3 separate regions of the Homo sapiens genome follow, and regions 2 and 3 are each linked to region 1. A link is a loop called in an ENCODE intact Hi-C map of the cell type or tissue named here. Cell type or tissue: PC-9. All regions are shown on one strand. Links, peaks and the distances in the headings refer to the core of each region. The heading gives the core; the rest is flanking DNA. Region 1 holds the start of MIR12126 (microRNA 12126). Region 2 overlaps HMCN2 (hemicentin 2). Region 3 overlaps PRDM12 (PR/SET domain 12).

The links. Hi-C counts contacts between places; a loop is a spot of excess contacts. Peaks named below come from ENCODE experiments on the same cell type or tissue, not always from the same donor. Only the 100,000 strongest peaks of a DNase experiment are listed, where the experiment ranks them.
Region 2: it touches region 1 in a loop (8-fold over the local background); 27 of 110 quality-filtered maps call a loop at or near these places.
Region 3: it touches region 1 in a loop (20-fold over the local background); 4 of 110 quality-filtered maps call a loop at or near these places.

Annotation. Positions count from the first base shown.
Region 1 is chr9:130,236,674-130,247,031 of GRCh38, reverse strand. It overlaps MIR12126 (microRNA 12126), which reads right to left and starts at 5,645; the gene lies at 5,544-5,645. It overlaps NCS1 (neuronal calcium sensor 1), which reads right to left. Exons shown (of 8, transcript NM_014286.4): 8 at 9,729-10,358. RefSeq lists enhancers at 6,108-6,402, 6,924-7,103, 7,184-7,363, 9,521-10,080. In PC-9, for the core only: CTCF peaks have their summits at 3,443 and 3,656; a DNase peak (open chromatin) is centred at 6,231.
Region 2 is chr9:130,344,274-130,354,631 of GRCh38, reverse strand. It overlaps HMCN2 (hemicentin 2), which reads right to left. Exons shown (of 98, transcript NM_001291815.2): 26 at 7,272-7,466; 27 at 5,957-6,087; 28 at 5,501-5,648; 29 at 4,969-5,095; 30 at 3,055-3,209; 31 at 1,427-1,705. Among named protein-coding and RNA genes, the nearest start is that of HMCN2, 84 kb to the right of the region's middle. In PC-9, for the core only: no CTCF peak of the experiment used is centred there; a DNase peak (open chromatin) is centred at 2,401; H3K4me3 peaks cover 381 bases; H3K27ac peaks cover 1,454 bases.
Region 3 is chr9:130,677,504-130,687,861 of GRCh38, reverse strand. PRDM12 (PR/SET domain 12) reads right to left here. Exons shown (of 5, transcript NM_021619.3): 4 at 9,222-9,333; 5 at 4,879-6,614. The coding sequence ends at 6,193. Among named protein-coding and RNA genes, the nearest start is that of EXOSC2, 11 kb to the left of the region's middle. RefSeq lists enhancers at 5,530-5,699, 5,745-6,420 and silencers at 5,850-6,089, 6,570-6,669. In PC-9, for the core only: CTCF peaks have their summits at 3,451, 3,653 and 5,149 (motif pointing right); DNase peaks (open chromatin) are centred at 3,651, 5,191 and 6,541; H3K4me3 peaks cover 1,757 bases.

The DNA.
Region 1 (10,358 bases), core at 1,281-9,280:
GGCCAGGCTGGTCTCTAACTCCTGACTTCAAGTGATCTGTCTGCCTCAGCCTCCCGGAGTGCTGGGATTACAGGTGTAAGCCACCGTACCCAACCAAGGCATTAACCCACTCATGAGGGCAGAACTGTCATGGCCTAACCACTTCCTAAAGCACCAGCTCGTAATACTGTCACAATGGCAATTACATTTCAAACACGTGTTTTGGAAGGAACATTCATGGAAGTAACACCCAAGCTTCATTGGAATAAAAAGGCTTTTTCTTCTGTGTTTTTTGGTATGGATTTGTTAAACATTTCAAGCTCATTCCGTTGGATATAATTTAATCTTGTTCTTCATAGTTGAAGAGCACTCACTCATAGCATTAAGGTGCAAAGTATATTATTTTTTATAATTATCAACTTAATACACACATACACAAAGGATTAGGGAACAGGCCGGGTGTGATGGCATGTGACTGTAGTCTCAGCTACTTGGGAGGCTGACATGGGAGGATCACCTAAGGCCAAGAGTTCGAGACTGCAGTGAGCTATGATCACACCACTGTACTCCAGCCTGGATAAAAGAGTAAGGCCCTGTTTCAAAAAAAAGAAAAGAAAAAAAGAGAGATTAGGGAAAAGAAGCTGCTCAGAGTCACCAGCTGGTGCTTCCACTGGGTCTCAGCCTGGTCTTGTTGACTCAGAGGCCAGGACATGGTGCTGGTGACGTGCTACCCCTATGGACAGCAGGGACCGGGGCTCTGGGAGTGGCTATGTGTCCTCCAAGCTGGTGCTCCCTGGAGAGGCTGTTCCTACTTGTAAGGAAACAGAGGAACACATTGCAAAACCTTTCATTTCACTTGATGGGAAACATCATTTTATCATCCTTCTCTGTCACCTGCATCTTTCTAACCTCTCAGTTTTTCTCTGGCACTGAGCAAAAGCTTAGCCCACTTTGTGCTGGGGATTGAGCTGGGGAATTTCCAAGTAGTGATTCTAGTGACAGTGATTGCATATAGCAGGGCTCTATTTGATGTAAACTCATCACAGGCCCTGGGGCTCCAGTTTTCCTATTTATCTGGCTATATGGGTCCTCGTGGCTCCAGAAAAAGCGGGGGCAAGGGCCAGACCAATTTTTTTTTTTTTTTTTTTTTCAGATAAAGTCTCACTCTGTCACTCAGGCTGGAGTACAGCGGTGCGATCTCAGCTCACTGCAACCTCCACCTCCCAGGTTTAAGAGATTTCTGGCTAAATTTTGTATTTTTAATAGTGACAGGATTTCACCATATTGGCCAGGCTGGTCTCGAACTCCTTACCTCAAGTGATCCACGCGCCTCGGCCTCCCAAGGGAGGAATTACAGGCGTGCGCCACTGCGCCCGGGCCAGGTGCCCCAGAGATAGCTCCCTGGGTGGTTGTGGGGGGCCCCTTGGGGTTGGTGGGGCAGAGGTCATGTTGGCAGTGGGGAGCCTCCCTCTGCTATCGACTAGTTCATGACAGGCTCCTGTTTCAAGGTATTTTCCTCTCTGAAATTTTGGACTTGGACCCAGATCTTGAGTGCAGCTTCACCCATGGCCCAAGTGGCAAGAAATAAAAGCTGATAGCCAAATCGATGGACCAAAATGAAGGGGCAACAACTTTGGGGTGGAGAGAATTGGATAATATCAATGACATTCACTGTTTTCACGTAGGAAAGGCCCTCAGACAGATCATCTGAGCATCACACAGATGCTCCCCAGCAGCCCTATGAGAAACGTGCTTCTATTATCCTCACTTTAAAGAGGAGGAAACTGAAGCTCAGAGAAGTTCAGATTCAGTCTATCTCCAAAGCCAACTGCTGGTGGGGATGCAGCCAGCACTGGAACCCAGAGAAGGAACCTTAACTGCCAGTCATGCTGGATGAGATGAGAAACTTTGGGACAAGAGGTCCCTTCGCCCCAAATTTAATTTACAGCCAGATGGGTATGGCAACCACAGTAGCTTCAAGACATTTGAAAACCAGCCAAGAGCACCAAAGAGAGCCGGCTTTCTCCAGCCCCACCTGCCCGTCATATCCCAGGCCTCCCTAGGTCCCCCACTGGCCAATCAGAGTCCCTCTTATGGGGGAAACCCTTTCTCCAGCCCTGTCGCAAGACTGGTTAGGAGGGTGAGGATGGGGCCGAGGCCTCGGGGGTCTCAGGGCTTATGGGAGTGGCCGGTTCATCACCTTCCTTTACTTCTGGGAGAGCCCCTGGCAGGGAGAGGCCAGAAGTCAGCCAAGGACACCTGCTGCCCTGTGGCCACTGGGGCTGGGTGGTTCCGAGGAGCCACGGATCTGACTTGTGCTTGCACCAGGAAGGTGGCTTCTCCTCACACGAGGGCTCAGCCCTGTGGCCTCGTGGAAAATTTCAGATTCTGGGAAGTGCTGGTTCTAGGTGACCCAAGGGAGAGGACATCAGGCCAAAGGTGATGCGTCACGGTGGTGGTCACAGTTTGGGGTCCAGTTGGCCTCAAATCCCCTCTGCCTTTTTTTTTTTTTTTTTTTTTTTGAGACAGAGTCTCACTCTGTCGCCCAGGCTGGAGTGCAGTGGCGTGATCTCAGCTCACTGCAACCTCCACCTCCCAGGTTCAAGCAATTCCCTGCCTCAGCCTCCTGAGTAGCTGGGATTACAGGCACCTGCCACCACGCCCGGCTAATTTTTGTATTTTTAGTAGAGACAGGGTTTCACCATGTTGGCCAGGCTGGTCTCAAACTCCTGACCTCAGGATCCACCCGCCTCGGCCTCCCAAAGTGCTGGGATTACAGGCGTGAGCTACCGTGCCTGGCCCCCTCTCTGCCATTTATCAGCTGTGTGACCCCAGGCAAGTCAGTGAGCCTCTCTGAAGCTGTTTCCTCATCTGGAACTGGGGACAACTGTAGCTACCTCATGGGGCATAAGAGGAACAGCACACAGGAGCGGTGGTGGCAGAGCCACGGGCCAGGAGGGGCTGAGAGCCGGTCATGAGCATAGCAGTGACCACAATGGTGGCAGCAGCAGCATGCAAGCCATGGGTCCGGGTACCATCTGCCAGGTAACACGGTGCACAGGGAGTCCCACGGGTAACCCCACCTGCAGCTCTGGGTGTGCCCGGGCTGGGAGGGGTGCCTGAGACCCTGCCTACCCACACTTGCCATTTCCATTCCTGTGCCCTGGGGACCCCTCCCTGGGGCACACCCCGTCCTGCCCCCAGACTCAGCACCCCCAACCTTTGCCCACAGTGCTTACCTGAGTGGCCACCCCCCTGGGAATGGGGCCCTGGGGCACTCTTGGGATCCAGTGCCCCCAGTGCTTGGCAGGCTGTGGGAGGGACCTCCTTCGTGGGCCCAGACCCCTGCCCCTGCCTCAGTCTCCCTGCCTCCTCCAACCCACCTCCGAGCTGCTTCTCCCTCCAGACACGGGGCCCGCACTGACGGATCTCAGTGGGGCATGCGCCTTCCCCTGCAGACCTCGCCTCCCCACGCGACAGGCATCTGGGAGGGACCAGGGCAATAAGCCGCTGCCGGATCTGAACTTAATAGAAGCAGTCTCCCCCAGCTCCCTGTGTCTGACCAAAGACAATGTCGTCGGAGCCTGGAAGCCCCCCACGAACTGTCAGACTGGAGGAGCCCCTTCACCCTGGGCCTCAGCGACCTCGTCTGTAAAATGTGGGATGGTAATACCAGCACCGGCCTCAAGGGGCGCTGCTGCAAGGATTAAATGCGATAATGCGGGTGAACCCAGCACAGGGCAAGCACTCCGCTTCCGTTGCTATGACCTGGCTCGTCCCTGTTATCACTTTGCTAATCGTTAAAATGGGCGGAGTTACAGAGAACAGCCGTTCCGCGGGGCTTCCCAAGAAGCTCAGAAAGGCGGACCTCGGTGCTGTGTGCTCAGAGCGCCCAGGCCTGTACCAGTCAGCATCAATTCTTAAAAGGTGACCTCGTGCCTCTTCTTTCTGTGCGGAGTCATCCACTGGAAAAATCTACTGTCTCATTGCCATGGAGGCACCTGCCGTTAACTCCTTTGCATTCCTCTCTTCCCCTGTGTGTCGATTTCCTGCAGTCCTTCCTCTGCACCTACTGTACACTGCCTGGAATGCCCTTGCCTCTCCTCCTTGCCCATGTACATCCTGCCATCCTTTAAGGGTAGCTGAAGTTTCCCCTTGTCCAGGGAGGCCCCTGGGGAGTGAGGTAGGGAGAGTAGCCCAATCCCCGCCCGATACTGCGTCACTGGCCTGGCACTGCCCATCTGTGGCTGGTGTCCATAACCTTCCTGTGTGTGCTACTGCTGTTGTTTTTTTTTTTTTTTTTTTTTTTGGACAGAGTCTCATTCTCTGTCACCCAGGCTGGAGTGCAGTGGCACTATGACGGCTCACTGCAGCCTCGACCTCACTATGCCCAAGCAATTCTCTCATCTCAGCCTCCTGAGTAGCTGGGACTGCAGGTGAGTGCCACCATGCCTGGCTAATTTTTTTGTATTTTGTAGAGATGGGGTTTTGCCATGTTGCCCAGGCTGGTCTCGAACTCCTGACCTCAAGTGATCCACCCACCTCGGCCTCCCAAAGTGCAGGAATTGCAGGCATGAGCCACCGCCCCCGGCCTTCCTTCTTGAACCAGGCTAGCATTCATCACAGGCTGTGGCAGAAGCCTGGCACTGTGGCTGCCCAGCATATACACTCCAGGCTCTCATTCATCCCTGTGGAAATGGGTGAAGGATTCTGGTTAGCTTTAGGCTTCTGCCTAGAAATCACTTAAGCAGCATCCAGCTTGTATTAGTTGATCTGATGGACGAGCATGGGGGTAGAATCCGAACCTCAGGGTTCCCTCTGATTCCCTTCCCATGACTGGGAGCTCCCTTTGTTTTTTGCTTTTTGTTTTTTTTGAGATGGAGTCTCGTTCTGTCACCCGGGCTGGAGTGCAGTGGTGTGATCTCGGCCCACTGCAACCTCCACCTCCTGGGTTCAAGCGGTTCTCCTGCCTCAGCCTCCCGACTACCTGAGATTACAGGCACACGCCACCATGCCCAGCTAATTTTTGTATTTTTGGTAGAGGTGGAGTTTCACCATGTTGACCAGGCTGGTCTCGAACTCCTGGCTTCAAGTGATCCGCCTGTCTCAGCCTCCCAAAGTGCTGGGATTACAGGCGTGAGCCACCACGTCTGGCCTGGGAGCTCCCTTTCTCCCTCCTTCCAGGCCAGCACTTGCACCTTCCCCTGCAGGTCCCAGCTCGGGCCCCTGGCATTCCACAGATCTGCCCCTTCTAAGGCAGGAAGGGCCTCTTGATGCCCAACATAGGAATTGGGTCTTCAGAATCCTCAAAGAATAAAGTGGGCACTCCACAATATCACAAAGACTTCCCCTCACCTCTGGGGGCAACCAACAGTCCAGTGACTAAAACGGGACCTACTCTCAGTCATCTGACAATGATACCAAAGGGACTCTTCCCACCCTTCTCCCTGACTGTCAGAAAAAAGCTTGTTTTACTCTTTATCATATTTTTTTATCCCCAAGATCTGCTCATGTGGATGGCTTATTTTAGGTTTCTGGGAGGAAGGGAGCAATTTCTGAGGAAGGAAATTGTAGAGACAAGAAAAGGTCTGGTCCCCAAGTCTTGAAACCCCTGGCAGAATCCTTCCTGAGCTCAACCCTAGGCCAGCCTGCCCAGTCCCCTTCCTGTGGTTACCCAGTGAAAACCCAACTGGCCCGGTCCTCAGGGGCTGCCCTGGGCTCCCCAATAACCTAGAGCCTCTAGGTCCCTAGTGCTTCTGCAAAAGAAAGTCTTTCCCACAGGAGTCCCTCTGGCTGGGACCCTCAGTCCCCTGAGCCCTTGGAGGAGGAGGGCATATTGGGACAGGAAGAGGGAAAAGGCAGAAGACGGGTGGGAAAGGCATGAGCAAGCAGTAGTTACACCAGCACATGGCACTGTATGGTTGTTTATTAAGTCACTTTGGCAAACATTGAGAGTTTCGATGCAAACATTTGCAGGTGGCATCAGGTCATTGAAAGCGACCCAGCAGATCACTGGGTACATTAGGGAGAATATAAATTGGGCTGTTGACACAGAGACTCAGGATGGCTTAATCAAGATAAATGTGTGTCTCTCTTCCTCCTAAGAGCTCCAGTGTAAATGGTCCAAAGCTGGTGTGGCAGCTCCATGGGGTCAAAGACCCAGTTCTAGGAAGGCTTGTTTCAGAGTCCTCCATCCAGTCAGCAGGAAGAGGGAAGAGGGAAAGTTATGCTCATTGTTCTCATCCTATTGGATAGAACTGGGTCACATGGCCGCACTCAGCCACAAGGGAGGCTGGGAAATGTAGTCCTTTGTTCCACATGGCCCTGTGCCCAGCTAAAAAGAGATAAGGGGAAGAAGTAGAAAGCTTTTCCATACCTACACAAGCTCATTTTGCCTAAGTTCAGGGGGCCTTCCCAGCCCCTTTCCATGCCCACTGTCCTGAACCAGTTCCTCCAGACCAATGAACCTGGAGGGTAAGTTTCTGCCTCTGTACTCCCTGGGCAGGAAGATGGCAGGGAGGAGGGGGCCACTGTAGGGCAGGGATCCACATTGCATTCCCACTCCCAGCCCGACTCCCTACTCTTCTCCTTGTCATCTCCTCTGTATGCCTGGGGATGCCCTGAGCTGGGCTTTGGGGAGTACAATTTAGAGAGATACTTTCTAATATGCAGATGTGAGTTTGGGGCTTGGCAGGGTCAGTGGGGACAGGGTGGAAGGCCCGAGGTGGGGAGAAATGGGACCTCTAGGATGGTCCCTCTAGGAGGACTCACTGGTGCTATCACACCCAGGGAATAGCAGCCAATCTGAGCCATCCTGATAAAGCAGGTGGCCAGGTCTGTGCCTCTACTGAGCTTCAGCCCACAGTAAGCCATCCAGCGCAGGCTGGGCCAGGGGGTGAGTCAGCACAGGCTTTAGCCTGACTCGAGCAGAGCAAGGGACCATGACCCATCATGTGCCCTCAGCAACACCATTTCTGAACCGTGGTCCCTGTAGGCACCACGCCCAAGGCTGCTGGAAAAGACCTGAGCTTCCTCCACCAACAGCTCACCCCCGTTCAAGCTCACCCTCTGCTGGAAACATTGCCCCAGCTGCCCTCACAACGGCCTTCTGAACCAGAGCTTGGTATTTCCAAAGACAGGCGCCCGTGCACAGATTTACTTTCAGTGCTTCGGTGGAAACAGCACATTGTGTGGGTATGTAAATTACCTCCAATCTCTGCCTCAGGGACAGTCCCCAAGTGTGTGAAACAGTCTAGTCAGGAATCAGCCCTCCAGAGGGTGTCATATTAGCATTTTAAATATGTACTTTTATTAAAACCTACACCACAGATTTTATCCACACAAAGGATGTTAGAAGTCCCTTTTCATAGAAGTGTAATGTGGTGAAGATACATGCTTGGCTACAAAGATTTTCAGAGCTCAGCACTGTGCACCACAAGGGAAGAGCAGCAAGCAGCCTGGTGCTTCAGGACTGTGCTCAGGGGCAGGGCTCCTGGGGTCCTGGGGCCCCCACCCCCTGGATGGACAGGTACAGGTGCCTGCCTGTCTTTGTACTTACTTGACAGTGAATATCTGGACTTCTGGCAGAATTTGATCTAATACCTGCCTTCATTGCAACATTCCACCTCTGGCGAGGTTGTGGGGCAGGGGCTGTCGAGCCATCGCCTGCCTCTCATTGAGGGTCCATGGGGTTTTTGTCTGTTTGTTTTGAGACGGAGTCTCGGAGTCTCGCTCTGTTGCCAGGCTGGAGTTCAGTGGCGCGATCTCGGCTCACTGCAAGCTCCGCCTCCCGGGTTCACGGCATTCTCCTGCCTCAGCCTCCCACAGGCACCTGCCACCACGCCTGGCTAATTTTTTGTAGTTTTAGTAGAGACGGGCTTTCACCATGTTAGCCAGGATGGTCTCAATCTTCTGACCTCATGATCCGCCTGACTCGGCCTCCCAAAGTGCTGGGATTACAGGCGTGAGCCACCGCGCCCGGCCGAGGGTCCACTTTTTTACCAGAAAACCCTGTCTGTCAGAACACATGCCCAGCGTCAAGTGGTAGAGCCTGGCTGGGAACCAGGTCAGATTCCACAACCTGTGGCCCCAATCACCGTCCCACACTGCCTTTCCATGCTGCCTTTGGAACCCTCTTGAGGGTCTGGGGAGTTCTGGCATCTTCACTCTAGGACCCGCCAGAGCAACGCACAATGCTGGATGCCCAGCGTGGCCACAGAGGGTGACATCGCTGCATCCACTTCTCAACGGTTGCTTCAACCCCAAAGCGGAAGTCACATTGGGCCTTCAGCTTTGCCTGGAAGGTGGTGGCGATCTGATGATTCCTTTCACTCTGAAACATGTCTGAAACGTGGCCTGTGTTTGCAGGTGGTGGTTCATTCTAACATGGGCTGCTTGATCTTATCAATCTACACGCTTCATGCGTCTTTCAAGAGCTTTTGGCCAAGAGCAATGAATTCTAACTGACAGTTATGTTCCTGAGTCCGCGCTGGCTTTTGTTGCTCTCTGAATTCGTGTTCCTTTAACAAGCTACGAAAGTGAAAACCACCACCTCCTCTGATCCCCCTCTCCCCAACATGGCAGGGCCCATGCATACTGAGCAAACACGGGGTTACTTGACCAGAGGGGGAAGAGGAGGGCTCTCCTCTATCCCAGGCTCCAGGCCAAGGGTGACTCGGGGGAGGGCAGCCACACAGACTGCCACCTCTCGGGGTGCCTGCTGGGAGCTTGCACAAGAGCTACTCATCTCCCCACCTTCCCTCCCGACGCAACCCTCCATGTGGTCAGCAACCAATCTCTAGGCCCCCTGCGCCTGGCCCATCACAGGTGCAAAAGTCAGATGAGGTGAATGAATCATTTGCCTGAATCCCTGAGCCAATGGAGGTAGGGACCCAACCGGACATGCTGCAGCGCACACACCTCCCAGGGGTCCTCAAAGTGTGATTCACAGACCCGCAGCAGCAGCGCAGCCCAGGAACTTGTTAGGAACTCAGATTCCCAGGCCCCTGCCCAGACCCTCCTAATCAGAAACTCGGCGGCTGGGCTGGCAAGCTGGGTTTGAAGCAGCCTCCAATCCAGGTGATTCTGAGACACACTTGACTTTGAGAGCCACTGATCTAGGCCAATGGTTTTCAGACATTTTTAAAGCAGCAGCCGCCCTCTCCAGATGAAACAGGCAGGTCAGGGGATGTCGTGGGTGAGGCAGTGGGCGGGGCCTCACACCACTCAACTCTAGGCCTCGCAGAAACACTCCTGCAGATTTTTCTGGTTTAAAAGTATACTCAAGGTTCTCACTTTGCACATTCTTTCTCTCTCTTTTTTTTTTTTTTTTTTTTGAGATGGAGTCTCGCTCTTGTCACCCAGGCTGGAGTGCCATGGTGTGGTCTCAGCTCACTCCAATCGCCGCCTCCCGGGTTCAAGTGATTCTCCTGCCTCAGGCTCCCATGTAGGTGGGATTACAGGCGCCTGCCACCACACCCAGCTAATTTTTGTATTTTAGTAGAGACGGGGTTTCACCATGTTGGCCAGGCTGGTCTCGAACTCCAGACCTCAGGTGATCCGCCCAACTCGGCCTCCCAAAGTGCTGGGATTATAGGCATGAGCCACTGCACCCGGCCTACACATTCTTTCTCTTCAGGAAACTGGGAAGACAACACCCAAAGCCAGAGAAAGGGTGTCACAAAGGGAAGAAACCTAAAACGAAACGGAGAAGAATGTAAACAGACAAAGCAACAGGCCCACACAGGGAGGCGAGGACAAGTCCAGGAAGCGTGTTTAATTGGCGTGACATGGACGACATACAGCAGGAGCTTGGGGAGGCTGGGGCATGCTACACGGCCCCTGTCCACCCCTGGGCCTCGCCCTGACCCTGGCCCCAGAGACACACACCGGCAGGTTCAGACAGGACGGCACCCCAAAAAGAGACTCAAAGGGGGCTGGGGAGGCAAGCAGGAAAGGAAATAACCACAACCAGAAGACATTGCCTTTTGTTTGTTTGTTTTTGCAAGCATTATACCAATTTCTCCCCCAAGTGGCAGGCTCCGGGTGGGAGGCAGCAGCAGTCCAAACCGCTACTCTTGGGCACCGTCCTCCACTTCTGTGAGGGGCTTTGATGATGACACTCACATTTGGGTCTCACCAGGCCCCTGCGAGGCAGGCCCAGCAGAGACTCTTGCTCCCATCCAAGGGATGGGGAAATTGAGACCCAATGAGCAGAACTGACTTGCGCAAAGTCCTGAAGGAAGCCAGCCACCGAGTCAGGCTGGGAGTGAGGTGGGCCTCCCTGGGGCCGGGAGCCACTGCAGGAACAGGGACAACAGGGAATGTGCAGACTGGGGAGGGCGACTCGGGGCTACCCCATCCTGGAGAAGGGGCAGAGC
Region 2 (10,358 bases), core at 1,834-9,833, 110 kb before region 1:
GTGGCTGAACCCCTTGCTCAGACCCCGGGGCAGCATTCTCACCCTCCTCAGCCCCTGGGCGCGCCACCCCACCCCTGGGTGCTGACTGTTGCCTCTCCATCCCCGCTGCTACCCCGGCAAGCCCAGCATGAGTGGAAAGACGGCCGGCCTACTTGCATCCCCAGTGCCTATACACAGCAGGTCCAGTGTCTGCTGGACTCAAATAAGACCCCCAGGGCCGGGACAGAGCTCTGCTCCTGGAAGTCCCCTCCCTCCCTGGTCTCAGGAGGCAGAAGACTGGGGCAGACCTGAGCCCAGATGGCTTGGATTGGGGGGCTCCTAACTTAGCCAGCGATGGCCAAGGGGACCAGATGTTAACTATGCTTGGAGCCCATGGTGGCCACGCCAAAGGGGAAATTTCTCTCCTACCCTCAAGGAGACCCTCAAGTTGCTGAGCTGATGAAGCCATTACCAGGGCACAAGGGGCAACCGTGGCCTGGGAGATGCTTCTTAACCTTATTTGGGTGTAAGACGCTTTGAAAATTTAATGAAAACATACACATACACATTTTCTATTTCATTTCCTGGGGGACCTCGGGTCCCAAAATAAGACTCCCTGAGCTAGCGGCGGGGCCATCTTCAGAGGCTGCCGTGGAGCCCATGCAGCTCAGCTGCCCTTTGAGGTTCCAGTACCCAAGCCCTTTGCATCTTTGGAAGCCAGAGCTCCCAAAGTGACTCCCCACGGGGGGCCAGGCTGACCCCTATCAGCTTGCACGCTGCCCTCTCACACTTCACCGGGGCCCTGCTCAGACCCATCCAGAGCCACCGACACCCTTTCCTCTGAGTTCTCCTTCAAAAGTCCCCAGAGCCAAGCCCCTCAGGGCTGAGCTGATGCTGAGGTTCACAGCATGAGGTCTGGAGTCAGATCTGCCCGCGTAAGGACCGGGTTCCACCACCTCCTAGGGGTGTGAACCTGGGGAAACCTCTCTGCTCCAGAGCTTCACTGCGACCATCTGTAACTGGGGACATGAGAGCTCAAGTCCCTTTGCCAGCTGATCAAATGAGCTGATGCTGCAAAGTGCCCCTCTGGTCTAGCTTACAGAAGTGATGAGCTGAGGGCAGTTAATTATTGTGGTGGTCACAGGGTTCTGGGCATGGTTTAGTGAAAAGCCCCACACCATGAGGGGAGACCTGGATTCTACACTTAGCTCCGCCATGGCCTCCTAGACAGGCCCTTCCACTCCTGGCCTCAGTTTCCTTACAGGTATGAGGGAAGTCACATAAGCTGGGAGGACCCTTCTCCCTAGATAATGTCTTGGTCCCATTATCCTTTTGCCTCTGACCACTCCAAGTGGCCACCTAGCCTTCCTTTGGAGACAGGCAGGGGCCACCATGGCTGAGTCCCTCCCACTGCCCACCCCGGCTGCCGTGGCCCCTGGCTGCTCACCATAAACATCCAGCCTGGTGGCCTTCTCTGCGGCCCCCACAGCATTGCTGGCCTTGCAGGTGTAGACGCCGGCATCGGAGCTCTGGGCCCTCCCCAGCTGCAACTGCCGACCGCCCCTAGTGTAGACCACCTTGGTGCTGGTGGGGAGCAGGGCCCCGTCCTTGAACCAGGTGATGTTTGGGGTGGGCACTCCTCGAGCCTCACACAGGAGCTGCACTAGGTGGTCCTCCATGACGGCCACCTCGCCTGTCTCGTTGGAGCCCCAGATAGTGGGGGGCGCTGAGAAGGAAAGAGGTGGGGCTGGTCACAGGCAGCCGCTGAGGCCTCTGGCATCTTCCCCAGGGCAGCAGACTCATGCCTTTGGGCCACAAGACACACCACAGGCTTCCATTGCGGGGGCAGGGAAGGCATGGTGGACAAGGAGGGGAGGGGTCTGGGGACAGATGGGAGAGGCCAGCATGGGGACATGCTGGTGTGGAAGGTGCAGGAGGTGGGGGCGGGGCCACAGGCTTGGATTCTGGGCCCTGCTCTGCTCTAACATACTGGAAGACCAGGGGTGAGCCACTTCCCCTCTCTGGGCCTCAGTCTCCCCATCTGTGAAATGAGAGGCTGGACTAGATGAGGACTTCACACAGGGCTGGTCACTCACCACCGATGCTACCCAGGACAATGCTAGGGGCACATGGGCACAGCATGAAATAACTGCATCTCAGAATGGAATGGTTACGCCCCTCCCAAATCTCCTTCTATCCGGGTTACAGCAAGGAAAGGCTCCGTTTGGTGCTACTATGCATGTCCCTAACCTTTCTAGCACTTTCTACTCTCCGCTTTTTAGCACAGAGAGTGCAGATGCAGGCTGGGTGCCCTCTGCGGAGTCCACGCCTCGAGAATTTACAACATTGCTCTATGGGGTGTGTTTGTTTTTTCAGCTTCCTTAGCCAAGCGAAACTGGTTTTCTGCTTACAGTTTCGATATTAAATATCCTTTATAAGAATAAGGGATATTTAAATAAATGTGTTTCAGTGTAAGGAAGTGTGACTCATTTAAAGAAAAGTAAATCATAATTCCAAGTGGTATCAGAAGTAGTAAATTTGGGCCAGGTACAGTGACTCACGCCTGTAATCCCAGCACTTTGGGAGGCCAAGGCAGGAGGATCACTTGAGGTCAGGAGTTCAAGGCCAGCCTGGCCAACATGGTGAAACCCCACCTCTACTAAAAATACAAAAATGAACTGGGTGTGGTGGTGGGCACCTGTAATCCCAGCTACTCGGGAGGCTGAGGCAAGAGAATCACTTGAATCTGGGAGGGGGAGGTTGCAGTGAGCCAAGATGGTGCCACTGCGCTCCAGCCTAGGCAACAGAGAGAGAATTCATCTCAAAAAAAAAACATAAGTAGTAAATTTTTAGAGCTGGGATGGAAACCACGGATTTGGAAAATGCTGGGCCAGATAACCTCTATCCCCTGACCCTGACCCCAACCCCGACCCCAGCCCCCAGCTTTCTTGGACTCAGGGATCACTCACCAGGTCCCCCATTTCAGCCCTCACTCTCCCTCTAAGGCAGCGGGCAGCTGGGTGGGAAGCTTCCTGAGTAGCCTGTGGCGGGGTCCCAGAAGGCGTGGGGGCTCACCATGAACTCGGAGCTGGAAGTCCCTGGCCTGCTGACCAGCTGGGCTGAAGGCCACGCACTGGTATCGTCCCTCATCCCCCACGTGACTGCCGGTGATCCTGAGAACCTGGCCATCCTCCTGGACCTGCAGGTGAGGGCCTCCCGGAAGGACAGGCCTGGAGAGACGGGCAAGGGAAAAGCGCCAGTAAGGCCGAGGGGCTGGATGGGACACGCTGCACACAGGGAGTGTGTGGCTTGTAAAAAGCGAGGCTGGGCCATTCATTAGCGCCAAGAGGTGGGAGCAATGCAAAGGCCCAGTAAGCGAGGAATGGATCAACAACGTGTGGTCCGTCCATGCCACGGAACATTATTCAGCCACAAAAATGAAGGCAATTCTGACACTTGCCACAGTATGGATGAACCTGGAAAATATGCCGAGTGGAAGAAGCCAGACACAAAAGGCCACACACTCTATGATGCCAGTGATGTGAAGTACCCAGAACAGGCACGTCCATAGAGAAGGAAAGCAGGCTTGTGGTTGCCAGGGGCTGGGGAGAAGGGGACAGCGACTGGCTGCTGATGGGTCCAGGGTGTCCTTTTGGGGTGATGGAATGTCAGGAACTAAATAGAAGTGAAAGTTGCCCCATGCTGCAAATGTACTAAATGCCACTACACTGCACACCTTTTTTTTTCCTTGAGACTGAGTCTTGCTCTATTGCCCAGGCTGGAGTGCAGTAGTACGATGGCTCACTGCAACCTCCACCTCCCGGGCTCAAGTGATTCTCCTGCCTCGGCCTCCCAAGTAGCGGAGACTACAGGAGACTACAGACTACCGCCACCATGCCCGTATATATATATATATATTTTTGTATTTTTAGTAGAGACGAGGTTTCACCGTGTTAGCCAGGATGGTCTCGATCTCCTGACCTCGTGATCTGCCCACCTCAGCCTCCCAAAGTGCTGGGATTACAGGCGTGAGCCACTGCACCTGGCCCACTGTACACTTTAAAATGGCTAATTGTATGTTACGTGGACTTTTTTTTGGACGGAGTCTTGCTCTGTCACCCAGGCTGGAGTGCAGTGGCTTGATCTCAGCTCACTGCAACCTCCACCTCCTAGGTTCAAGTGATTCTCTTGCCTCAGCCTCCCAAGCAGCTGGGATTACAGGCGCCTGCCACCATGCCTGGCTATTTCTTTTTTTTTTTTTTTTGTATTTTTTTGTATTTTTAGCAGAGACAGGGTCTCGCTGTGTTGGGCAGGCTGATAGCTCCTGACCTCAGGTGATCTGGCCGCCTTGGCCTCCCAAAATGCTGGGATTACAGGCGTGAGCCACCACACCCAGCCCATTATGTGAATTTTACTTAGAGAAAAAGTGAGTTTAAAAAAAGAGGCTGGGCACGGTGGCTCATGCCTGTAATCTCAGCACTTTGGGAGGCCAAGGCAGGAGGATTGCTTGAAGCCAGGTGTTCAAGACCAGCCTGGGCAACAAAGCAGGACCCCATCTGTACAAACATTTTTTAAAAAATTAGCCGTTGTTGGTAGCGCACACCTGTGGTCCCAGCTATTTAGGAGGCTGAAGTGGGATGATCTCTTGAGCCCAAGAAGCCCAGGAGTTTGAGGCTGCAGTGAGCTGAGATCGTTCCACTGCACTCTAACCTGAGCAACTGAGCAAGACCCTGTCACCAAAAAAAAAAAAAAAAAAAAAAAAAAGGAAAGGCTAAGAGATGAGAAGACTTTGCTGAGGTAAGAGTGGGGTCTCCCTGGCTAATCTCCTGCTGGGTGGGAGGCGCCCCTACAGCCCTCAGTCTGGGCCCTGGGTGGCACATGCCATGCCTGTCAGCTCCCCAAGAAGAGTTCAACCTTCCCCAACCCCCACATCCAGCAGGCTGAGTCTGGGCACCACCACACGCCATCCTCGGGGAGGGGGGCACTCACTGCCTGTCCTTGGTCCACTCCACCTGGGGCGTGGGGACCCCTGAGGTCCAACACTGCAGCTCCACGTCTGCACCGGCCAATCCTAGCACCTCCTGAGCGGCCCCGGCTCCAAGCACGGAAGGAGGGGCTGGGGGTGAGAAGGCGTGAGGGGTGGGAAACTGTTCAAACCCTGCAAGCCCCGCCTACCACGGGGCCTTTGTCTGTGCAGACCCCCCAGCCTGGGCCCCCCTCCTACCTGACCTTCCTGGGAAGCCCCCCAAAACCCTGGCCAGAAGGGCTTGCTCTGGAGCCCTCAGCACCCAGACTGTTCTTTGGTAGCACTTGTGACAGTAATGATTTTGCTATTCACCTGTCTGATGTCTGTCCCCCAAGCCTGATAGCTCTGTGAGGATGGGGGTTGGGTCTGTCATGGGTCCCTCTGTGCCCCCTGCTCTCCGCAGGCAAAGTCTACCCTCTCCCCCGGTGTGCCTGCAAGAGTTGGGGCTACAGGGCCAGACACACTTGGGAGTTACAGGGCTCAGGTCTCACTCACTGAGCACAAGGAGATGGAAGTCCCTCTGGGCGGTGCCAGCCTGGTTCTCTGCCCGGCAGGAGTAGAGCCCAGAATCACCCTCCTGGATCCTGGGGAAGTGGAGGGACTGGCCCTCGTCCAGGAGGCGGTGGCCGCCCACCTTAGGAATCTGGGTAGGAGAGGCCAGAGGGAGCCAGTAAGAGGGGATCCAGCCACCACCCCCAGCATCAGTAATGAGGAAACTGAGGCCCGAGAGGTGGCCAGTGGCCAGAACGGTGCCATGCTCTCTGCCACGCAGCCCCTGCCAGGCTTCACTACATGACCACTATCCTCCACTGCCGTGAACCCCAGAGCACCACCAAAGACACCTGTCACATCTCCCTGCCCCACCTTGGCACACGCAGAAATGCCCATCCAGAAGACCTGTCCCCAGCCTAAATCCCACCCATACCCCGCCCACCCTAGGGGGACACCCACCAGCTGCGCGTCCTTCAGCCACACGATCTCAGGGACTGGAAAGCCGTTCGCGTCACACTCCAGCGTCAGGGACTGCCCGGCCATACCCGACACGTTGGCCTTGCGCCCGTCCTCCCGGATGCTGGGGGGCACTTGGGGGCAAGGAGAGCCGAGGAGCTGCTTCCCTGCCCCCTTAGAGCCACAGCCGAAGGGACCTCATCTGGGCCATTCCCTCCCCTTCGTCACTGGGGTTGGAGAAGGTCTGCCTGTCCCCGTCCGCCCAGCCACAAAGGGTCCTGTGGACCTGCAGATGGCCGCAGCAGCCTTGCCCTGGGACCCACACACCCCCAGTCGTGCCCAGGCCCAGGTGTCACCCTTTCTGACTCTCAGCTTTGCAAGGTGCTGGAGTCCCCTTAGATCCATCTGGTTCTACACCCAACCTGGTGTCACAGTGACCAGGGAGGGTCCCCCTGAGTGAGAATCTCTGAAGGTGAGGCCTGGCCACGCTTTTGTAACAAATGTCTTGAGCAAGTCATTACAGGGCTAGCCAGAGCAGCTGGTCCTGGGGAAGCAGCAGGTGGCGTTAGGAGCTGGTAGAACTGCCCAAGCGGGGCCAGTTCATCCTGCCGACAGAGACCACTCCCCAGCCCACCCACACTGCCCGTGTTAAGGAGGGGTTCCTTTCCTCTGCACATAGCACCCTGGATGTGGGGGTGGGCGCTCTCCCTGCTGAGGACAAGAATGTGAGAAGAGACCAGGGGTAACAGTTTTAACCCGGAGGTGGGCTCTGGGGCTCTGCACTGCCATCCGTGCTCATTTTTAAAAATAATTTTTTAAGTTTATTTTATGTAGAGACAGGGTCTCTCTCTCCCAAACTGGTCTCGATCTCCTGGGCTCAAGCAATTCTCCTGCCTCAGCCTCCCAAAGTGCTAGGATTACAGGTGCAAGCCACCATGCCCAGCCAAGGGGTCATTTTAAAATGCCTTCACCTCTAGACCAATCTCAAAGACACTGATGGAATTCCAGGTGCTTCCCCCATACTGTCTCCGTGGGGGTCTCTCTAGGGAAGTGGGGTGTACAGTGCAACCTGCCACTCTCCCAGCCCCCTCAAGCCCTCCCTGTCACTGGCACCTGGTGGCAGGACCTGATTCTCCTGTGTAGGAAGCTTTCAGGCCCCGGGGAACTGGCACTGCCACACCTGGGCACGCCGTGGTACTGTCAGACCCCCGGCTTCACTGTGGGCCTCTGGCCGGATGCGGTCCTGGGAGGAAGACAGGCCCGTCTCTGGGTCCCTGCCGCTTTCCTCTCTTGCCCCCAGCTCTGGGTCCCTGCTCACCATAGACCACCAGCTTGGCTCTCCTGGACGTGGAGCCCACCTCGTTGGTGGCCTGGCACTCGTAGTCTCCACTATCCGCAGGTGAGACGGAGGCCAGGAACAGAGACCCCTCCTCCAGCACTGCCACACCTGGCTGGCCATGCAGGGGCTCCGAGGACGGGCCCTTCCTCCATGTGACCTGCGGCTTGGGCGTTCCTGGCAGGGTGCATGGAGTCATCAGTACAAACACCCTGACACCTTCCCCTCCACACCTGCACTGTCTCCCACATGTCTCTCCTGTGCAAAAGGGGCTGACGGTCCAGCGATGACTCCAGGCACCTCCGTCCCCCCGAGGCTGGAAGGAGCATTTCCCTCGGAGCCGTGGGAGCCCCCACACCCGCCACCTACCCACACTGCCCATCCATACAGCCTCCTAGGGTCCCTGAGGGACCAAGGCGGGGACTGCAGGCCTGTTTTCTGGTTCTCTTCACAGCAAGTCCCCAGTCCCCTCATTTAGAATTGCACCCCAACAGGCACCCCCAGCCCCTGCCCTCCCTGCTTTTCAGCCGTCGTCCTCCACTTTCCAGTGATCAGAGGACGCGTCTATGCTCCAGGTCTCTGTTGTCTCTTTTCCGTGTCCCCCACCCGACGAGGGCCAGGCTCTTTGTTTTTTTCCCTGCTGCCACCGCCAGCCTCTAGCACAGTGCCCGGCACACAGTAGGCACTAAATCAATGAACGAGCCAAGCCTGCCGTGCTCCAGCACCCTGCGTTGTGCCCTGGGGTTAGGGCCTGTGGGAGGCCCCAATTCTGCTCAGCCTGCTCCTGCTCCTCCCTCCACAAGCCTGGGTCAGTCACTTTGCCAGCCACAACCCCCAGCCCCACCGTGAGTGCCACACCCCCCTGCCTCCAGCCCCACCGTGAGTGCCACATCCCCCAGCCCCTTGATCTCTAGGACACGCCCCATGTTGGTCTGTGCACACAGCCTGGTACACAGTAGGTGTGCCAGAAACAGCTGCCCACTGGGCTGGAGTGGAGCTTTCATTCACGGGCCCCAAGGACAGAACCTGCCCAGAGGGGGTCCTATGTGAGCTGAAGCTAACAGCCCAGTCCTCCAAGTGACCCCTTTGAGGCACACTGCCCAGAGGTCGCAGCGTGAGCCCCAGGCACACACTCTGCTGCTGCCATCCTGGCCCTAGCTCTCACCTGCCCCCTGACCTCCGCCAGCGCTGACTCAGGGGAGCCTGTGGGGTCCCCACACTTGCAGATCGGCACGTCACTCCCACCCGCCTTCTGCTGCTACCGCTGGTCATCAGGACTGTTGTAGCTAACACTGATTATCATCAGAAAGGGCCGCCCCTGGCAGCGGGGGCCCAGGGGTAGACACTTATGCTGTGGGCCGCTCACTCTTTCATCCTTGGAAGGACCAGTAAGCATGGTGGCGGGGAAGACATGGCATGTGGAAGGCACACTGGCATCATCTCTGCAGGAGGCTGCCCTGCCCCCTCCGCCCTACCCTGACCGCCCACCGTAAAGTGCCAGAGACCCTCCCTGCTGGCATGAGGGACAGGGAGGGCCCAGGGCCCTGCTCCATGTCCACCCACGCTCTGGGTGTCCTTGGGCAACTTACTGAATCCCCCTGTGCCCGTTTTCCTCTGGAATCCTCTGCCCAGAATGCAGGCCAGAATGTCCCACCGCCAGGGGCTGCTACCCCCACTCCCCACTGTGGGGATACACACCACACACACACAACACGATACACACACCACACACCACACTACACACACGAAACACCATACACACATACCACACACAAACATACACACCAAGCACTACACACACCACATACTATACACACCAAACACCATACACATACCACACATGACATACATACCAAACAACACACACACCACACCCTATACACACCACACACCACATACACACCACATACTACACACACCACACACCAACATACACACACAGCACACACACACCACACACTACACATACCACACATACCACATACACACCACACACCACAAACATACACACACACAGCATACATATCAAACAACACACACACCACACACCACGTACACACCATACACTACACACACCACACACCATACACATACCACACACAACATACACACTACACACCACACACCACACACAATACATACCACAAACCACACTACACACACCACCATACACACACCACACACAATATACACACCAAACACTGTGCACACACCACACACCACACACAATACATACCACACACCACATACACACCATGCACTACACACTACACACACCACACACACAACATACACACCAAACACCATGCACACACCACACACACACCAAAACTATACACACCACATACACAACACATACAACATATACACCAAACACTACACACTACACACACCAAACCACACACACAACATACATGCCAAACACCACACACACACACACACACCACATACACCAAACACCATACACACACCACACACACAACATATATACCAAACACTACACACACCACACACACCAAACACCACATACCACATACACATCACATGCTACACACCATACACACAAACACCATGCACACAAAACACCATACACACACACACACCACACATTCACACATACGCACCACACACTACACATCATACACACACACTACATACACATCAAACAACATACACACACCACACACAAACATATACACCAAACACCATACACACATCACACACTACACACAACACCATACACATACACACAACATACAAACACTACATACACACCCCACATACCAAACACCACATACCACATACACACCACACACTACACACCACACACACCACATACATACACCACACACAAACACCATGCACACCACACACACAACATACACCAAACACCATATATATAGACCACACACACACAGAACACATACATGCACACACCAAACACTATACAACATACATGCCAAACACCACACACACACACCACATACTACATACACACATCACATACACACAGAACACATACATGCACACACATCCCACACATGACACATACACCACATACACACACTA
Region 3 (10,358 bases), core at 1,488-9,487, 440 kb before region 1:
CATTAAAACAAACAAACAAACAACAACAACAACAACAAATCTCTCAGTAAATCTCTGTTGAATTGATGAATAAACTTTTTCAGCAGGCATTTGCTGGGCACCAGCTATGTGCTGTGGGACCACAGAGCTGGATCATTTGAGGCCCCAGTCATCAAAGTGCTAAGATGTTCAAAGATGGGGAAGGGAGAGGGAGGACAGACAGAAAAGCTTGCCTGACAGAGGAAGCATTTGAATGAGCCTTGAAATGAGGGAACCATGGACCCTGAGGAGTTGGGGTGGGGAACAGGTGAACTCCAGGTGAAAGTAACTGGCAAGGAAATTCTGAAAAACATGAAAACAGAGGCAGCAGGGACTCTCTAGCCCAAAACTCTTGGTTCAATCCTCATCTACCTACTGGGTTCACCTCGTGTTCCATTGAAATAGTAAAATGGTAAAAATAACTGCATAAACCTTTTTTTTTTTTTTTTTTTGAGACAGAGTCTCGCTGGAGTACAATGGTGCGATCTTGGCGCACTGCAACTTCCACTTCCCAGGCTCAAGTGATTCTTGTGCCTCAGCCTCCCAAGTAGGTGGGATTATAGGCGCCTGCCACCACGCCCAGCTAATTTTTATATTTTCAGTAGAGCTGGGGTTTCCCCATGTTGGCCAGGCTGGTGTCGAACTCCCAGCCTCAAGTGATCCGCCCACCTGTGCCTCCCAAAGTGCTGGGACTATAGGCGTGAACCACTACGCCTGGCCAACTGCATAAACTTTCTAAGCAGAGACGTGCACACAGATTTCAGCCTAAGGATGCTCATCAAAGCATCACTTGTTCTGAAAGTATTAGAAACAGTGTCAATGTCTATGGTCATATTAAGCATGTCCCTGAATATTTTCATACTTCTTCAATCAAGAAGTGGGGTCTGGCCAGGAGTGGTGGCTCAGGCCTGTAATCCCAGCACTTTGGGAGGCTGAGGCCTGTGGATCACTTGAGGTCGGGAGCTCGAGACCAGCCTCACCAACATGGTAAAACCCCGTCTCTACTAAAAACACAAAATTAGCCAGGTGTGGTGGCAGGCGCCTGTAATCCCAGCTACTCGGGAGGCTGAGGCAGGAGAATTGCTCGAACCCAGGAGGCAGAGGTTGCAGTGAGCCGAGATTGTGCCACTGCACCGCAGCCTGGGCAAGAAGAGCAAAACTCCGTATTAAAAAAAAAAAAAAAAAAAAAAAGAAGTGGGTTCTGTGCATCCTCTCCTGCCACAGGACAGGATTCTGACTGCTTTGATGGACAGCATATGTCAGAAATGCCTCTGTGTGACTTCAAAAGCTAGGTCAGAATAGACCATGCCACTTCCTCCTGGTTCTCCTTTTTTTTTTTTTTTTTTTTTTTTTTTTGAGACAGAGTCTCACTCTGTAGCCCAGGCTGGAGTGCAGTGGCCTGATCTCAGCTCACTGCAAGCTCCACCTCCCAGATTCATGCCATTCTCCTGCCTCAGCCTCCTGAGTAGCTGGGACTACAGGCACCCGCCACCACGCCTGGCTAATTGTTTGTGTTTTTAGTAGAGATGGGGTTTCACCATGTTAGCCAGAATGGTCTCAATCTCCTGACCTCATGATCCGCCCGCCTCGGCCTCCCAAAGTGCTGAGATTACAGGCGTGAGCCACTGCGCCCGGCCCTCCTGGTTCTCTTGAAACACTTGCCTTTGAAGCCCTGAGCTGACACATAAGAAGTCTGACTATCCTGAGGCAATCATATTGTGAAGAAACAGCCATGCCTGGCAACTAACCTGCCACTGTCCATAACTTCCTCTGCTCATCCACAGACATACATCCCAGCAGGCCACCTGCAAGGCAGGAGGGAAGCTGGAAACTCAGAGTGTCCGTTCCTCTAGTTCAAGGGATTCAAGAATAGTGGGCATCGGCCGAGCGCGGTGGCTCACATCTGTAATCCCAGCACTTTGGGAGGTCAGGAGTTCGAGACCAGCCTGGCCAATGTGGTGAAACCCTATCTCTACTAAAAATATAAAAAATTAGCCGGGCATAGTGGTGCATGCCTGTAGTCACAGCTACTTGAGAGGCTGAGGCAGGAGAATAGGAGAATTGCTTGAACTGAGCAGGCAGAGGTTGCAGTGAGCTGAGATCGTGCCACTGCACTCCAGCCTAGGAGACAGAGCAAGACTCCGTCTAAAAAAAAAAAAAAAAAAAAAAAGAATGGGCATCAGAAAGGGCTGAAGGAAGGGAGTGCAAACAGCTGCCTCAGATGTCCTCTGGGGGCTGCCCAGTGGGGTGAGTGGTAGGAGCATCTGCCACCCTTCTCACCCGCCAAAGGCATGCTTGTATTAACAAAGATTCCAATTTATTGAGCACATACTATGTGCCAAGCACTGAGTCATGTATGTATTCACATATAGACATTATCCCATTTGATCCTCATGTCAACCTTAGGAGCTAAATATCACTCCACTTTACATGTGAGGAACCTGAGGCACAGAGATATTAATTGACTTGCCCAAGATCACACAGCTAGTGAATGGCAGAGTGGAGTTTCAGACCCAGATCATTGGCCTCTATCTAGAATCTTCTATTGCTGGAGGTCTTGGACCATGCAATAAGGCAAGAAAAAGAAATAAAAGACATCCCAATTAGGATGGAACAGGTAAAAGTGTTTTTATTCACTGGTAACATGATCATGTGCTTAGAAAGTCCTAAGGAATGTACAAAAAAGTACAGGAATGAATAAGTGAGTTTTGCTAGGTTGAAAAATACAAGGTCAATATACAGTGCTGGACTACACTGCATCCCCATGGGAGATGCAGAAAGCCCTTTGGACTGAATCTGCGGGCTGACCAGGAGGTGATGTGGCCTAATAGTCACAGGCGTGGCTTCTGGGGTCAGACACTTGAAGGGAACCCCACTCTGCCACTCACTGAATGAGTGATGTGGCAAATTATTTACTCTCTCTATGCCTCTGTTTTGTTGTACTTCACATGGACATTGATTAAAAGAGCATTGGGGGAAAAGATTGGGGGGTAGTATCCACTTGTGGGTTTGTGAGGAGGATTTCTGGAATACATATGTTTAAAGCCCTAAGACCGGCTGGACTCATGCCTGTAATCCCAGCACTTTGGGAGGCCAAGGTGGGTGGATCACCTGAGGTCAGGAGTTCAAGACAAGCCTGGCCAACATGGTGAAACCCCATCTCTACTAAAAATACAAAAAATTAGCTGGGCGTGCTGGCGGGTGCTTGTAATCCCAGCTACTTGGGAGGCTGAGGCAGGAGAATCGCTTGAACCTGGAGGCAGAGACTGCAGTGAGCCATTGCACTCCAGCCTGTGCAACAAAAGTGAAGCTCCATCTCAAAAATAAAAATAAAAATAAAGCCCCAAGCCCAGGGCTGGCCCACAGAAACTGCCATGGCTGTGTTTGCATGTCTTTGATTAGGGGGGCTGCAATCTCAGGAAAGGGGCCTTAGGCCTCTGCTGGAAATGCAAGCAAAGTAAGAGGTTAGGCTTTTCAGCATCATGCCTCCCTCCAGCGTGCAAATCACAAGTCACATCCTTTCACCCTGGTATCCCAGGCCCTGGCAGCACACTTCTGTGGAAACAGATCTGTGGGCAGACCAGAGGCACCTTGGTCTGCAGTTACAGCCAGCTACCACCAGGTGGGTTCTGGAGCCTGGGATGGGGATCCTTGGATCTGTTAGCTGAGACTTCACAGGACAGAATGACCCACAGAAAACAATTTCGATTTTTGTTCAAGGGCCTCACTGACCTCTCTGAGTTCTGACTCTGGGAGGCTCTACTTCAGGAAGCCAGAATTATTTCCTGGGAGTCTCAACATGTGGGCAGGAAAAGCACCTGCCTTTTCACCCCTTGGCATCCAAGGGAGGGGGACTCAGGACAGATAGGCTTTGGTCAAGGGAACAAGAGGCCTGGATGGGGGCTGCATGGGAGGGGGGAATGCAGGGGCCACCGGAGGCATTGGGAGCCTAATGGTGGGGTGTCAAAGGAGAAGCGAGGTTCCAGTGGGAGGAGAACCAAAGGTGACTTCCCCCACTGGCCTGAGGGAGTGAACCCCAGATGGGGCCTGCAAGTGAACTCATCAGGTGTCCAACCCTGCCTGTGCCTCCATTTCCAGGGTCCAAGACAAATCACTCAAAGTAAGGGGGTCTTTAGGAGTACACCCCTGAAGTTCCAAGTGGGGCTGGGCTGTGTGTCCAAGTGTAAATTCCCAAGTGTCTGCAGGTGCACATGTGTGCACACGTGTGCTGGATGAAGATGCAGAGTTGTATCTGCGGGATGCCAGGAAACCACACACCCAGTGGGTTGGACGATGACACCCTCATGGCTGGTGTATGCTGGAGCACAGGTGTGAACTCACACTCCCCTGCACGCACCTCCTTCCTGGAGAGGAGAGGTGAGACTGGCCCTATAGGAACCATGAAGCCCTCTGGCTTTAACTAGAGGTCTTCCTGCTCCCTGGTCTTCTTCAAGAGGGTCTGGAAATGGGTGCCCAGAACATTTGGAGAGTCTAGGCATTGGGAGGGCACTTGGTGGCCATTTTGGCCCATTCCCACTGGCTGCTTGAACTCCTTTGAGTTGGCCATTAAAATGAAAAAAAAAAAAAAAAGTAAATATTTGGGAGAAGTTACAAAATAAGGCACTGATGTTTGAGCCAGCTGGAAACCGGGAGAAATCTGCCTGGCCCCTTTCAAGATTTCCGGTTGCTTTGCACTGTGGCCCATCTCACTGAGCTCTGACATCCCAGTTGTGACAGAGAGAATTTTCCTGTACACACCAGTAAGTGGAACAACGCTTACCCGCCCCTTTCCAGCTTCTAGACACTTTCTATATTTCCTTCCTACAGATAAAAGTGTCCACCCATTCAGATGCTAAATGATAAATGTTCCAAGTAATTTTTATTTTAGAATACAAGAGAGGTACAAATGTATTTACAGTTGTACATATACAATCAAATAATAATATATTACAGTTTTGTAAATATCATTTTAGATAAATATTTACAAGGTTAAAGTGACCATCTTCTGGAAGTAGAACGCAGTTTCTTGAAAACTCTATACATTTTATACTTTTCATTAATATTATAGTTTATTTTACAAAACGCCCTACGGGAATCCTGGTAAATGACTGCAAAGTGTGAGAGGCGACACCAGAGGGCGCGCACGGCCCGAATTTGAGGAAACGGGCAGGGACCGAGGGAAGTGTGGGCAGACTGGGCGGAATTCCCGGGACTGGGCACAGCTCGGAAGCGCTTCGTGGCCACAGAAGCCACCTTAACCTCTCGGGCAGCGGTTCCAGTCTTGCCCTCCTCTCGCTGGAGTGTGTGTGTTGGAAGGGGCTGGGGGTATATTTCGCCTTCCCAGGCACGATGTCACAGCTGAAGGGGAGGGGGCATTGGTCCAACTCCTTCATTTTACAGATGGGGAAACTGAGGCCCAAAGAGGTGCAGGGTCTTGCTCGGGGTCCCACAGAGGATTTCCATTGTGCCTCCACTCTCAACGTGCCTGGTGCACTGCAAAGAGCTCCTTCCTCATCCGTCCCCAGGAGCCAGGTTTGGGGGTAAGCTGGCCTAAAGGAGAGAAGGGCCCAGAAGATGCATCTCTCCGGGTCTCTTCCCGCTGCCGATGGACCCCAGTAGCCCGCACATGTCAAGGTTGCGTAAGGACTCCCGACACTTCAGGACACCAGTCCCAGGGGCCGGAAGAGGAGATGGCGCCCCCACAACCCCCGCGCCCGACCACACCCGGACAAGGAGGTCGCCCTCCCTTCATTCCGAAGCACAGGACTCTCGGTGGCGGAGGAGGGGACTCCCCTTCCTCTGCTGAGGGGCCCTCGGGGGCTCTAAGTCCGCTCTCCTGCCACCCACGAGGGGGATGCCGGCCTGGGCGCCCGGCTCTACAGCAGCAGGGAGACTCGGGGGCGAGGCCAGGCAGGGGGACCCCCTCCCAGAGGAGGCGGCCGAACAGCCGCACCAGCTGCGTGGCCTGGGTGAGGGACGCCGCCCTCAGTGTCCTCATCTGCGACACGGGCCAAGGCGGGGGTGCCTGAGATCCGCCTCCGGGGCGCAACCCCAGCGCGCGGGGCTCCGCGGCGGCGCCGGGCCGGGGGTTGGGGCTGGAGGGCGAGTCGCGCTGCGGGGCCGGGGTGCCGGGGACCCAGGAGCGCGCGGGGCCCGGCGGGGGCGCGGGCGCGCTCACAGCACCATGGCCGGCAGGTGGTGCGCGGCGGCGGCGGCGGCGGCGGCGGCGGCGGCGGCGAGCGCGGGCGCGTGCGCGTGCGGGGCGGGCAGCGCGGGCGAGTGTGCCTGCAGCGCGGTGCTGGGCGGCCGGTGCCGCGCGCTCTTCTGGTGGGCGCGCAGGCCGGCCAGCTGCGAGTAGGCGCTCTGGCACACCTGGCACTTGTAGGGGCGCTCGCCCGTGTGCAGGCGCACGTGGTTGCGCAGCGTGGACGACTGGCTGAAGCGGCGGTTGCAGAAGCGGCACACGAAGGGCTTGTCCAGCGTGTGGATGCGCATGTGCGAGCGCAGGTTGCTGCGCGAGTTGAAGCCGCGGTGGCAGATGACGCATCGCATGCGGCCCGCGGGGCCAGCCGCCGAGTCCGCCGGGTGGAAGTCCTCTGGCCGCGGGGCGGGGCGGGGCGGGGGAAGGGAGACGGAGAAGGGGAGAGAGCAGCCCCGTTAGAACCGGCGCCCCGCAGCCCGGGCCCTCAGCGCCCCCAGCCCGGGGCCGGTCCGTCCTTGAGGGTGGGTGCTGCTTGGACGGTGGCAGACGGACTGGAGGGACAGCGAAGGGTACCCCGGCTGGGGGGTCCAATAGGGAGTTGGACTCCCGATCGCGATGCGAGACCTCGGGGACTTAGCGACTCAGCCTAGCTAAACCTCAGCTTTCTCATCTGTAAAATGGAAAGCTAGCACTGCCTTTTCGGGCGTACGATTGCCCGAGAGGATGAGAAAAGACGTCTATGAAAGGTCTCTGCGCTAAGCACCCGACCTGCCTTAGCCAGTGCCTGAGAGGTGCCTGGATTGGAGCAGCCTTCTGTAAAGGGGAGCAACTGTGATGACCCCTGCCCCCAAACCTTTCATTAACTCATCCCACAAACATTTACTGAATGCCTACTCTGTACCATGGAACTGCGCCTCGGTTTTCTCCTTCCTGAAATGGAGATAATACTAACATGGTAAGGATCAGTTAAAAAAAAAAAAAATATATATATATATATATATATATATTTTTTTTTTTTAGACGGAGTCTCCCTCTGTCTCCAGGCTGGAGTGCAGTGGCGCGATCTCGGCTCACTGCAGCCTTCGCCTCCTGGGTTCAAGTGGTTCTCCTGCCTCAGCTTCCCTGGGAATACAGGTGTGCACCACCACGCCCAGCTAATTTTTCTATTTTTAGTACAGACGGGGTTTCACCATGTTGGCCAGGATGGTCTCGATCTCTTGACCTCGAGATCCACCCACCTCGGCCTCCCAAAGTGCTGGGATTACAGCCACAGCGCCCGGCCAAAAAGATTTTATTTATTTTTTTGAAACAGGGTCTGGCTCTGTCACACAGGCTGGAGTGCAGTGGTGCCATCTCAGCTCACTGTAGCCTCGACCTCCCGGGTTCAAGCGATCCTCCCACCTCAGCCTCCCAGGCAGCTAGGACCACAGGCTCGTGCCAGCACACCTGGCTAACTTTTAAATTTTTTGTAGAGATGGGGTCTTGCCATGTTGACCAGGCTGGTCTGGAACTCCTGGGCTCGAGTGATCCTCCTGTCTCTGCTTCCCAAAGTACTGGGATTATAGGCATAAGCCACCATGCCCGGCCTAGAGAAATTAATGTTTGTAAAACATCAGCTGCAGAGCAAGGACTTAATAAACAGTAGCTCACCAGCTCAGGTTCATCCTCCAAAAATAAGGACCGCTGACCACGGTGCCTCATGCCTGTAATCCCAGCACTTTGGGAGGCAGAGGCAGGAGGATCATTTGAGCCCAGGAGTTCCAGACCAGCTGGGCAACATGGCGAGACCCCATCTCTACAATAAATTTAAAAAATTAGCCAGGTGTGGTGGTGCACGACTGTGGTCCCAGCTACCTGGGAGGCTGAGATGGGAGGATAGCTTGAGCCCAGGTGGTTGAGGCTGTAGTGAACCAAGATAGTGCCACTGCACTCCAGCCTGGGTGACAGAGAGAGACTCTGTCTCAAAAATAAGTTAAATAAAATAAAAATATGGATAACCAAATTTCACAGGCCAGGTGCCGTGGCTTACGCCTGTAATCTCAGCACTTTGGGAGGCCAAAGTGGGCAGATCGCTTGAGGTCAGGAGTTTGAGACTAGCTTGGCCAACATAACAAAACCCCATCTCTACTACAAATGCAAAGATTAGCTGGGCATGGTGGCACACGCCTGTAATCCCAACTACTCGGGAGGCTGAGGCAGAAGAATTGCTTGAACCTGGGAGGCAGAGGTTGCAATGAGCCAAGATCACGCCACTGCGTTCCAGCCTGGGTGACAGAGTGAAACTCAGTCTCAAAAAAAAAAAAAAAAAAAAGGAAGAAAGAAAGAAAAAGAAAAAAAATACACAGAGGTTTTATGAATACCCAGTGGGATGATATCTGCCAAAGGTTTAGCCCAATTCTTGGCAAGAAATAGTTGTCGAGCAAATGGTCTCTGCTGTGATGGGCAGTGTCCCCCTGACACACACACAGGCACAGTCTGTCCTGCCTTCCTTCAACAGGCTTATACGGAGCATCTACTCTGTGCCAGGCCCTGCACCAGACATCATCGACAGGGCAAGGAAATATACAGGTTGTCAGAACCAGAAGGGAACTTAGAGATTATCTTGCCTAGGACCTTCCCTTTACAGGTGAGGAAACTGAGGCACAGGACATTTCCAAGATTGTACAGCAGAACTAGAACTCAATCCAGGCTCCTGCTGCCCAGCTCCTTTCTTCTCCTGTCACACCTCATTGCCTCTCTGGTCTCCCCCACATACCCCCCAGACAGTCTATTCTGGCCAGGAAGCAGGAGGACCATCTCCCACCCATGCCCGGCCCATGCGGCAGCTCCAGGGGCATCAGCCTCCTTGGACCTGTATGTCTGATCTGCTCAATGCTGCCAGACATTGAACCAAGGTCCCTGGAGGCCAAGAGCCTCTCTGCCTCTCTCATTCTCTCTCTCCCCTCCCTGGGCTCCCCTCTCCATGGGTCTGTGTCTCAGCGGCCCCATGGGGAACACCTACCATGCTTGTTCTTTTTCTGGTCCTCCTCTAGCCCGGGCACACCTGGGATCCCCAGGAAGGTGTTGTGTGAGTTTCCGTACCACACCAGCAGTTCCTGGTCAGGTGGGATCATCTGCAGGGAAGAAGGCAAGAGGAGGTCAGGGAGGCCGCAGCTGGGAGGTGAGAGTTGGGGGTCTCTGAGCACCCCTCCACAGCCAGGAGACCCGGACCCAGTCTCAGCCCTGAGAAAGCCACACAGTCCCATTTCCACTGAGCTGTCCCGGGAAGCTGCACAAACACGGAAGTCCCTGGGGTGTCGAGCCCCTCTGCCCCCCTCTCCCTGCCCAGGCCATCTCTGTCCAAGCTCCAGCCACAGGAGTGCTTCCAAGCTGACAGCACCAGAGTGGACGCCTCACAGCAAGCAGAAGTAATGGGAGATGGAAAACTAGAAACCTTTTCCATTCTTACCCCGGGGAACTAGAGTCAGCCAGCCCCCAGGGCTGCAGGGCTGAGCCAGATGTTTCCAAGAAGGGTGGGCTGTGGGGCACCCCAGGGTACTTGGCTATACCCTGAGGCGATAATGTTCCGGAAACATCTCTTATCCAAAGCTCCCATAGGCATCCCACATCACAGGTACTTCCCGACCAAGCACAGGGCTCTGAGTGTCTCTGTGCACACGGCAGATGCTAAAAAAGAAGCATTCGGATGGATGAACACCTCCACCCCAGGAAACATTGGGGTACACTGCCTTACACAGAGTCCAGTTCACCGCGTCCTAGGTCAATGACAGAGAACCCCGCAAATGATGTTGGGGCTCTGATGCTCTCGGGGAGGACCTGCCCCAGGCTCATGGCAAAGGATGTTGGTCAGAGGGTTTTGCAGTGATGATCCAGGGAGGCGTAAGGGGCCTGCTTCTGGGGTGGCACTGATCATAAATGCCACACACTCCGGGACATCCCAAGGGGCCTGCCTGCCAGGCCTCTTATGGAAGCCAGTTACCCCTCCCAAGTGGGGAAGCTCCAGGCCCTAGCCAGGCAGGGCGTATGAGAGAAGGGACATCCTATCACTCTCCCAAGGCCTGGACTCCAGAAGTGCTGGCCTTGGCACCTTCCCCTGGGGGCCACTATCCGATGTGCCCAGAGAAACCCAGACACCCCC